Regions from separate parts of the Homo sapiens genome. Here region 1 is linked to region 2. A link is an interaction called in ENCODE POLR2A ChIA-PET data of the cell type or tissue named here. Cell type or tissue: Caco-2. All regions are shown on one strand. Each heading gives the region's core, and the rest is flanking DNA. Links, peaks and the distances in the headings are about the cores only. Region 1 overlaps LINC02995 (long intergenic non-protein coding RNA 2995). Region 2 overlaps LINC01863 (long intergenic non-protein coding RNA 1863).

Region 1 (5,386 bases), core at 62-5,061, 71 kb before region 2:
TTATAAAAGTAATTAATATTATTTGTAGAAATTTAAAAAAAATTTAGAGTAGCAAAAATAAGACAGTAAAGATTACCCCATAATAGCTCCATGCAGAGAAAAATCATTATCAACATTTTGGGGTATATCTTATCAGCCTGAACTTTAAACATTTTTACAAAAATGGAATAATACTGGACAAAATCTTTCATGCTATCAATTTTTTCATTTACTAGTACAGTCAAAAACACAGTTTTATTGCATCTTTTTTCATGGTAACATTATATTCCTGCCAGTGATTAAGATGTAATTGATTTTTCCAATGCGCTATTACTGGACATGTAAAGGTTCTCAAATTGTTACATCATTAACAAAACTGGAATGACCATCTTCAGAGCTAACTTGCTGTCTTTATCCCTGATCTTTCCTTAGGATGGATATAGAATACCAGCATCAGCAAGTGTACACGATTTAAAGCACATTTGGTATCTATTACCAAGCTGCCCTTCAGAGAGGTTGTCTCGTTACACATTCCACAGCTGTGACTGAGAAACCGTCTTGTCGCATTTGACAATCCAGGTTACTATCTAAAAACTTGAGTTTGTAAGAGCAACACGCCATGAGATAATATTCGTGCAAATGTAACTGACAAAAGACTAACATCCCATAATACTAGAGCACCTACAAACCAAGAAGATAAACATCCCATTGGGAAAGTGTAAAAATATGAACATAAAGTTTACAGAAGAAAAAACACAAATGGCTCATAAACACACAAAAAGATGATATTGCTTCCTGGTAATTGGGGAAATGCAAACAAAAACTACAATGAAATATCGTGGTATCGTGTATCAAATTTGCAGAGCATAAAATAGATTACATTCGCAACCAGCAACTACAACCCAACCTTCAGCCTCACTGGACTTCTTGCCATTCCCCAAACCATATCCACGCCCCTCTCCACAGGCTGTTCCTTCTGCCTGCATGCCCTCGATGGCACCAAGGGGGATGGGCACACTAACACAACTGCTGGGAATGGGAAAGTTTCAACCTCTTGGGAATAAAATCTAACAGTATTTATTGGAATGTAACCTGTGCATACTCCACAGCTGGGCCACTACCCTGCAAGAACCCCTCTGGCTGCTGCACAAAGCTCTTCTCTGCATCCTTTTTTATACTAGTGGAACCCTGGACACAGCCTGCATATGGATCAAAAGGGCAGTGGTTATAAATATACTATGGTCCATCTCTAGGCTAGACTGTGATGCAGTGGTTAAAGCCAAGTATTGCAGAAGAGTGATTAAGCATTCGTGCTCCAAAGCCAGATAGCCTAGGTTTCAATCCCAGCTTTGCCACTTACTTGCTGTGTGATCTTGTGCAACTCACTTAGCCTTTCTGTGTCACAGTTTCTCCATCTGTATAACGGACGATAACACTAGCCCCTACCTCATAGGGTCATTGTGAAGAGTAAATGAAATTAATATTGCCTATGTCACAGAGTGATCCTCCTCAAAATCTATTAGATGAAAAAAGAAATTTCTAGAAATTATCTACATACATATTCTGATGGGATTTGTGTAAAGAATTTAACCAACAAACCCATATTACACACACATACACACACACTCACACAGACACACTCACACACACACACACGCACTCACGTGCGTAGAAGTAGATCTAGGAAGATCCATGACACACATGCGAGGCAGGTGAATGGGGACATTAAAAGGAGGACTTCCACGTTTAATTCTGAATGGTCTATTTTATTTGTGCAATTTTTAAAAATCAAAGCAATAAATCACTGTAAAAGAAACCTGCCAGGTTTTGAGTCTTACCATTCTACCCCGGGCTCACCCTTCTCTCTCATTGAATCTCAGGTGTCTTCGGGATCATTTAGTTTAGAAGAGGAAGAAATGTCCCTGGACCCCACCAGTTGAACACTAATGCTCCTTTGGGGATTGCGCCCTCACTGTCTCTCTAAGCATCTGTGGATTGGGGTCTTGTCCCTGCGGGCTCCTCCCGCCTACTCAGAGTGCGCCCTCTGGTGGTGATAACTTGCAGTACTGCGCGCCCACAGCACGTGTGGGGAAGGCGAAAAGCTTTGCTGATTCTCCCAGGGGCCTCAGCCCAGGAGCCCTGGGCTTTGACTCTGGGTCTAGTGCTAGTGGTGGTACCAGATCTCTGTCCCTTGTCGAGGAAGGACACTCTCTATTTGTTTTTAAGTTGTCTCTATCTAGGATTGTCAGATTTAGCAACTAAAAACACAGGATGCCTGGTTAAATTTGAATTTTAGAGAAATCACAAATAACTTTTAGTATGAGTATGTTGCATGACATCTACTAATTTTACACAACTCATACTTATATTAAACAAAATTATTTGTGGTTTCTCTCAGGCTTAAATTCCACTGGGCGCCTGTGTCTTATCTTGTGACTGTGGGAGGAGATCTGTTGGGAAGCGGGTAGGGGAGGTGGTGAGAAAGGAAGGGAGAAGGCCTGGGTATGGTGTGTGATGGAAGGGCACGATGGTTCAGGCGAGTCTTTGGTTGCAGGAGACTGTAAATGGCATCTGCTCTCCAGGCAGCTGGAGCTGTCAGGCTGTAGAACAATGCTGCTCAGCCCTGGGAGCTTTGAAAACCTGACGTGTGGGTCTGATTCCCACAGATTCTGATGTCATTGGTTTGGTGGCATTGGGGTGAGGGTAGGCTCTGGCATTTTTTAAAGCCCCAGGCAATTCAAATGTGCAGCCAAGGTTGAGGACCACTACTCTAGGGGATCTGCAGTGTGTGCATGTGTGCGTGTGAGTGTGCATGTGCGTGTGTGCGCATGTGCGTGTGTGCACCCACTCGTGTATCCCAGATGCCTTCAGCTTGCATATTCCCAAGTTCACCAGTCTGGGGTCCTTCCCGAGAGCCTCCCAGTCCACATGTTATGGAAAAGCCTTGGGCCCTTTCCAAGATGTTTCTAGATTCCCCCAGGGCTTATATTTTACTGGTCATCCCTGGCTCTGATTTCCTGTTCACACTGAGCACTCCCATCTCATTCCTTTCTTCCCCCGGGACTGTGTTTTCTTTCTGCCTGTCAACTTAATGCTGGTCTTTCAATGACCACCAGCAGCTCACAGCTGTCAAGTTTAGCAGATGTTTCCTGCAGGTCTGCAGTTAACAAGAGGTGTCATCCCCAAAGTAAATGATTCTACACTGAAGTCCCCATCTGGGCGGGGAACTCCTGCTAGGAGGAATTTATCACTGGCCATTTCCTCCTCCAATTCCCTCTGCCTCATTTTTACTTCTAGGCCCTCTCATTCTCTTTCAGAAATCACTTTGTCCCCTCCCAAAAAAACAAAGAAACAAAAACAGAAACAAACCCTTCTTCCTCTAGCAGTCAGCATGCAGCTGCTGATCAAGTTCCAAATTGCAGTTCCTTTCTTAATCAGAACAACTCAACTCATTTTTCCTATACCTCTCCTATGTGTCCAGGTATTTCCGAGAGTGATGCATGCTCCTTGGGAAGCATTGGGAATTCTGCACTTCTGGGCCAGCCAGCTCCAACTGCAGCCAATGTTTAAAAAATAGCATCTCTCCCTTCCTTCTATATGTACAGATCTTCAGGGATTTAGCAAATTCTCTTAAATAGCTAGAAGACCTTGCTGACTTCGATGCAAATATTCTGGCCAGAGAACTGAGGTCCTTGGATGAAACCCAATAATCAGAGGGGTCACAGTTTCCTTAGCCCAGGAGGAAGGCAGCTGGTGTCTCAGCAGATGTTCCTAAAGGCCTGGCTTTTTCCACATCTGTTCTGTGTGGTAGACAAGGAGAAGAGGAAGGGAGGAAGGGAACAGAGAGGAAGCAGAGAGAGCTGAAGATTAAAACAATACTGTACAGGTCCCCGCTAAAGATGGACTCTCTGGCTGCCAGGAAAGGACTGAGAGATAAATAGGAGGAGCATAAGAACCTGGGAGCTGGAGGCTGGTCCACCTCCCTCAGCTTCCAGGACCCAGAGGGAGGCAGGCACAGCCAGCCTTGGCCCTGTGGAACCAACACCTTCCAGCCAGGCTGCCAGGAAGCCAAATTCCAAATGTCTAAACTGTATTTTGCACTTTTCCACAAGGTGACCTGCAGCTGCTCTGATGGCCCCTAGGATTCTGTAGGGTACTGTGCAGTCCAGAAAACTTGACTTCCCAATTCTTCCCACTTAGCCAGCTGCCATTTCCTTCCCTCCTAACCACTTTCCTTCCTATTCTTTTCCCTCTGTATTTTCCCCCTTTGTTTTAAAAGTTCAACATGAAACTTTACTCTGTACACTCATCAGGTCAGCAAAAATTAGAAAGTCAGCTAATGCCAAGTGTTAGCTGGAGTAGGGGGGGAAGAGGAACCCTTGTTCTCTGCAAGGGAGTATGAGAAGGTGCAGCCACTCCGGAGGCTGTCTGATGGTGCTGGTTCAAGTCGACTGCGTAAGTCTTCTGCCCACAGCAATGCCACTCCTCGGTATGCGGCGCAGAGACACTTTTTGTCCAAAAGGGGCATGTGGGGAGGTGCTCATTCAGCATTGTTTCTGGCAGGGGCGTTGGCCACTCAGGCACCCATCCCTGGGGAAGACAGAAGTAAATGTGGTGGGTGTACACCTTGGAGAAGCATCTATCAGTCAGAAGCAAGGAAGGGGATGTCCACACAGATTTAGGTAGCTTACGTTAGACACTATGTTCAAATTCAAGGACGCACATCAGATACACAGAAAGGCTGCCTGTGGGGGAATTCGGACTGCAAGTGGAGAATGGGGACTGTAGTGGATTGAAGATGGTCCCAAATTCCTTGTCACTCCCTGCATGGAGAGGTGAGGTGGGGTGCCCTGGGCAGGCTTGTGACTACTTGACCAACAGAATACAGCAGAAGTGGTGCTTGTCAGTTTCCAGGCCTGGGCTTTTTAGAGGGTGGCAGTTCACTTCACCTCTCTTAGGACACTCTCTGGGAGCTTGAAGCTGCCATGTAATCAACTGCCCTAATACCACCAGGTTGCTGAAACCATGTTCAGGAGCTCTGTTTGTGGTCCTAGCTGAGCCCAGCCTTGCAGCCAGCCCCCACCAGCCAATGTCACCAGACATGTAAGTGAAGCCATCCTGGGATCTCTAGACCAGCCCAGCACACCTACAGGCTGATTACCATGGAGTGACCTCCGTTGGCACCACATTCATCAAGAGAATCAACCAGCTGAGTCCTGCAAATCCAAATCCACACAACTGTAATATGATAAAGTATCTAACTTTGGGGGTATATATTAGCCTGTTTTCATGCTGCTGATAAAGGCATACCTGAGACTGGGAAGAAAAAGAGGTTTAATGGACTTATAGTCCACATGGCTGGGGAGGTCACACAATCATGGTGGAAGGTGGGGAGGAGCAAGTCACA
Region 2 (5,384 bases), core at 1-5,000:
CTGTTGGATTTAATTAGCTAGTATTTCGTGGATTTTTGCATCTGTGTTCATCAGGGATATTGGTCTGTAGTTTGTTTGTTTGTTTGTTATGTCCTTTCCTGTTTTTGGTGATACTGGCTTCATAGAATAACTTAGAAAGGGTTTCCTGTCTCTCTATCTTTTGGAATAGCGTCAATAGGATGGGTACCAATTCTTCTTTGAATGTCTGATATAATTCAGCTGTGAATCTGTCTGGTCCTGGATTTTTTTTTGTTGGTAACTTTTTAATTACCTTTTCAATTTTGCTCCTTGTTATTGGTCTGTTCAGAGTTTCTATGTCTTCCTGGTTTAATCTATGAGGGTGGTATATTTCCAGGAATTTATCCATCTCTTCTAGGTTTTCTAGTTTATGCAACTGAAGGTGTTCATAGTAGCCTTGGATGATCTTTTGTATTTCTGTGGTATCAGTTGTAATATCTCCCGTTTCATTTCTAATTGAGCTTATTTGGATCTTCTATCTTCTTTACTTGGTTAATCTCATGGTTTATCAATTTTATTTATCTTTTCAAAGAACACGCTTTTTGTTCCATTTATCTTTTGTATTTTTTGGTTTCAATTTTATTTAATTCTGCTCTGATCTTGATTATTTATTTTCTTCTGCTGGATTTGGGTTTGATTGTTTCTCTAGCTTCTTGGGTTGTGATTTTAGATTGCCTATTTATGCTCTTTTGGACTTTCTGATGTAGGCATTTAATGCTATGAACTTTCTTCTTAGCACTGCTTTTACTGTATCCCAGAGGTTTTGATAGGCTTACTATTATTTTTCAGTTCAAAGAATTTTTAAATATCCATCTTGATTTCATTGCTGACCCAATGATCATTCAGGAACAAGTTATTTAATTTCCATGTATTTGCATGGTTTTGAGGGTTCCTTTTTGAGTTGATTTTCAATTTTATTCCACTGTGGTCTGAGAGCACACTTGATATAATTTTGATTTTCTTAAATTTGTTGAGACTTGTTTTGTGGCCTGTCATATGGTCTGTCTTGGAGAATGTTCCATGTGCTGCTGAATAGAAGGTATATTCTGCAGTTGTTAGGTAGAATGTTCTGTAAATATCTGTTAAGTCCATTTGTTCTAGGGTATAGTTTATGTCCGTTGTTTCTTGGTTTACCTTCTGTCTTGATGCTCTGTCTAGTGCTGTCAGTGGAGTACTGAAGTCCCCCACTTTTATTGTGTTGCCATCTATATCATTTCTTAGGTCTAGTAGTAATTGTTTTATAAATTTGGGAGCTGCAGTGTTAGGTGAACATATATTTAGGATTGTGATATTTTCCTGTCGGACTAGTTCTTTTATCGTTATATAATGTCCCTCTTTGTCTTTTTTTAACTGTTACTATAAAGTTTGTTTTGTCTGATATAAGAATAGCTACTCCTGCTCACTTTTGGTATCCATTTGCATGGGATATCTTTTCTCACCCATTTGCCTTAAGTTTATATGAGTCCTTATGTGTCAGGTGAGTCTCTTGAAGACAGCAGATACTTGGTTGATGAATTCTTACCCATTCTGCTATTCTGTATCTTTAAAGTGAAGCATCTAGGCCATTTACATTCAATGTTAGTATTGACATGTGAGGTACTATTCTATTCATTGTGGTATTTGTTACCTAAATGCCTTGTGTTTTTTTTTTTCATTGTGTGTGTGTGTGTGTGTGTGTGTTTTAATAGATCCTGTGAGATTTATGCCTTAAGAACATTCTATTTTTGTGTATTTCGAGGATTCGTTTCAAGATTTAGAGCTCCTTTTAGCATTTCTTATAGTGTTGGCTTGGTAGTGGCAAATTCTCTCAGCATTTGTTTGTCTGAAAGATTATCTTTCCTTCATTTATGAAGCCTAGTTTTGCTGGATACAAAATTCTTGGCTGATAATTGTTTTGTTTAAGGAGGGCAAACATAGGACTGGATACAAAATTCTTGGCTGATAATTGTTTTGTTTAAGGAGGGTAAATACAGAACCCCAATCCCATTCTAGCTTGCAGGGTTTCTGCTGTGAAATCTGCTGTTAATCTGATAGGTTTTCCTTTATAGGTTACCTGATGCTTTCACCTCACAGCTCTTAAGATTCTTTTGTTTGTCTTGACTTTAGATAATCTGATGACTATGTGCCAAGGTAATGATCTTTTTATGACAAATTTCCCAGGTGTTCTTTGATCTTCTTGTATTTGGATGTCTAGATCTCTAGCAGAGCTGGGAAAGTTTTCCTTGACTATTCCCTCTAATATGTTTTCTAAACTTTTAGATTTCTCTTCTTCCTTGGGAACACCAATTATTCTTAGGTTTGGTCTTTTAAACATAATCCCAAACTTCCTGGAGGCTTTGTTAATTTTTTAAAATTTATTTTTCTTTGTTGGATTGGGTCAATTTGAAAGGCTTGTCTTCGAGCTCTGAAGTTCTTTCTTCTACTTGTTCAATCTATTGCTGAGACTCTCCAGTGCATTTCTCATTTCTCTAAGTGTATCCTTTATTTCCAGAGGTTGTGAATTTTTAAAATTTATGCTATCTATTTCACTGGAGATGTTTCCATTCATATCCTGTATCTTTTTTTATTATTATTTCTTTAAGTTGGACTTCAGCTTTTTCTGGTGCTTCCTTGAGTAGCTTAATAGTAGACCTCCTGAATTGTTTTTCTGGCAAATCAGAGATTTTTGTCTTGGTTTGGATCCATTGCTGGTGAGCTAATGTGATCTTTTGGGAGTGCTAAAGAACCTTGTTTTGTCATATTACCAGAATTGTTTTTCTGGTTCCTCCTCATTTGGGTAGATTATGTCAAAGGAAAGATCTGGGACTCAAGGGCTGCTGTTCAGATTCTTTTGTCCCATGGGGTGCTCCCTTGATTTGGTGCTCTCCCCTTCTCCCAAGGATAGGGCTCCCTGAGAGCTGAAATGCAATGAGGGTTATTTCTTTTCTGGATCTAGCCAACCAGCAGGGCCACCAGGCTCTGGGCTGGTACTGGAGGTGTTTGCACAGAGTCCTGTGATGTGAACCGTCTTCAGGTCTCTCAGCTGTGGATAGCAGAACCTGCTCCAGTGGAGGTAGCAGGGGAGTGAAGTCGACTCTGAGGGCCCTGGGTTGTATTTTTGTTTAGTGCACTGGTTTTGAGTTGGTTGGCCTCTGGCCAGGAGGTGACATTTTCAAGAGCTCATCAGCTACAGTAGTAGAGGAAAGATACAAGACTGCCCTACGGTCAGGTAGTGGGCGGGGCCATAGAGCTCCCAGGAGATTATGTCCTTTGTCTTTAGCTATCAGGGCAGGTAGAGAAAGACCACCAAGTGAGGGAAGGGTTAGGCATGTCTGAGCTCAGCCTCTCATTGGGCCAGGCTTGCTGCAGCTGCTGTGGGGGATGGGGGTGTGATTCCCAGGCCAGTGGATTTATGTTCCCAGGGGACTATGTCTGCCTCTGCTGTGTCACACAGGTTACCAGGGAATTGGGGGAAAGCTGGCAGCCACAGGCTTCACCCAGCTCCCATGCAGCCCACAGCCTGAAAGGCCACTCTCACCATGCACCCCCAACAGCACAGGATTTATTTACAGGCAGCGGGTGAGCAGGGCTGAGAACTTGCCCCAGGCTACAAGCCTCCCAGCCGAGAAAACAAGCAGACTCACAGTTCCTTGGCAGTTCCACGCAGCCCGCGGTGGCAATCCACCTCCTTTAAAGGGTCTGTGGATTCTCATTCTCTTGGCTTTCCTGGTATGTTCCCTTGGTAGTTCTTAGAGCGAAAGTTCACGTGAGTTTCCACCTGCTACTCTGTCCATCCGAATGGGAGCTGCAAGTTAGTCTTGCCTCCTATCCACCATTTTTATATGAGTCTCCACCAGGTTTCCATATTTCTAAGAAAATAACACGGAAAGAAAGTACTTCTCATCTTCTCTGGGGCACTTTGAATCTGGGTGAGTTGCTGGGAACTGCAGCTCTCCTGCCTCCGGACATCAGGCTATGTGAGAAAATGTATTTCCTCATTGCTTAAAAAGCAGGTGAGAGTCTGGCTCTGTTGTCATTTGCTGTGCCCTGACTAATGCACTTGCTGCGAGCTCTTCCGGAGATTGAATTGACTACCTCCTGGATCTCTCCCTAGTCAACTGCCATCAGAGTGAGGTTTTCTTTCCCCTTTCATCTAAGAAACATTTATTGATCGCCTATTATGAACAAGGCACTTTGAAGATGCCCAGTTATGTAAGGTACCATTTTGTACCCTCAAGTACCTTATAATCAAATAACAAAATATAAAAATATATGCAAATAAAGCCAGTTAGAAAGTGCTAAATATTATAGAAAATATACCAACTAATGAATATGCAGATATAGGGCAGAGGGAAATTATTTTTGGTGGATTATAACAATATGTCATTGGCATAAAAATCACAAGATACTATGGCATATATCTGAGAGTGTAGTTTTTTTTCCTCTGCTCTTTATTATAAAAACTACTAAAGAAAGAAAATTCAAGCTCAGAACTGCCTACTATCCCATCATCTTTCATTGATTTTACTTTCTATTTGTTTTTACTTAAAGCCATGTACATTTTGCATTTTGCTACAGTGCTTTTGCCCCATGTCTCCTTTCCCTCTTTATTCCCACTCTTAGCCCTGAGGTAGCCATGACAAGTCTGGCATGTATCCTTCTAGATCATTCTCCGTGTTGTCATACTAACATGAACAGACATGTTGGTTTTGTTTTTCTACAGTTGGATCCTACCAAGTGAATTTCTCTGTAGCTAATTTTCTTTCTTAACAACAGGGTAAAAGCTCTCTTTACCAACCTCTATTACAGAGAGTGGCTGGATTCCCCAGTGCTCTCCATTCCTCTGATGCTCCTGGACACCCATGGTGCTAACAAGCTTTGGCTGCTTTCTGGTATGTTTGCATCCTTCTGCTCCCACCAGGTGACTTCTGGGCTCATCAGAGTCAGGTTGTATTGGTCCTTAAGCCTGTTTATACCACTGGGATTATAACTGTAATTCTATACTTTCATCAAATACTTTATAAATCAGTGCAATTAGAGCAGAAAACGAAGACCATCACGTTTCTATGAAAATCAAGTTAAATGCCCCGGAAATATTTGCTCAATGTTGCTTTCTAAAAACATTTGCTACCCAGTTGACAATAAAGATCTGGGGTATATCAGTTACCTTTTGCTGTATAACAAACCACCCCAAAACATAGTGGCTTGGAACAATAATGGTCTATTATTTCTCATAATTTCATGGGCTGCTGGTTTTGCCTGGACTCTCTCACAAGGCTGCATTCAGCTGGAGCTGACTGGGCTGGAAAGTCCGAGATGACCTTCTCCATCTGTCTGGCAGTTGATGCTGGCCATCCACTGACCCCTCACATTGCCTTTTATCCTGA

Evidence for each region. ChIA-PET counts read pairs that join two places held together with the same protein. Peaks named below come from ENCODE experiments on the same cell type or tissue, not always from the same donor. Only the 100,000 strongest peaks of a DNase experiment are listed, where the experiment ranks them.
Region 1: POLR2A ChIA-PET joins it to region 2 with 6 read pairs; 2 of 35 experiments call an interaction of 5 or more read pairs at or near these places.

Annotation. Positions count from the first base shown.
Region 1 is chr5:173,579,818-173,585,203 of GRCh38, forward strand. LINC02995 (long intergenic non-protein coding RNA 2995) reads left to right here. Exons shown (of 4, transcript NR_027108.2): 2 at 412-558; 3 at 3,461-4,091; 4 at 4,293-5,251. Among named protein-coding and RNA genes, the nearest start is that of LINC02995, 2.9 kb to the left of the region's middle. In Caco-2, for the core only: a CTCF peak has its summit at 2,035 (motif pointing left); a DNase peak (open chromatin) is centred at 2,024.
Region 2 is chr5:173,650,720-173,656,103 of GRCh38, forward strand. The region is part of intron 2 of LINC01863 (long intergenic non-protein coding RNA 1863); the gene reads left to right. Among named protein-coding and RNA genes, the nearest start is that of LINC01863, 11 kb to the left of the region's middle. In Caco-2, for the core only: no CTCF peak of the experiment used is centred there; no DNase peak of the experiment used is centred there.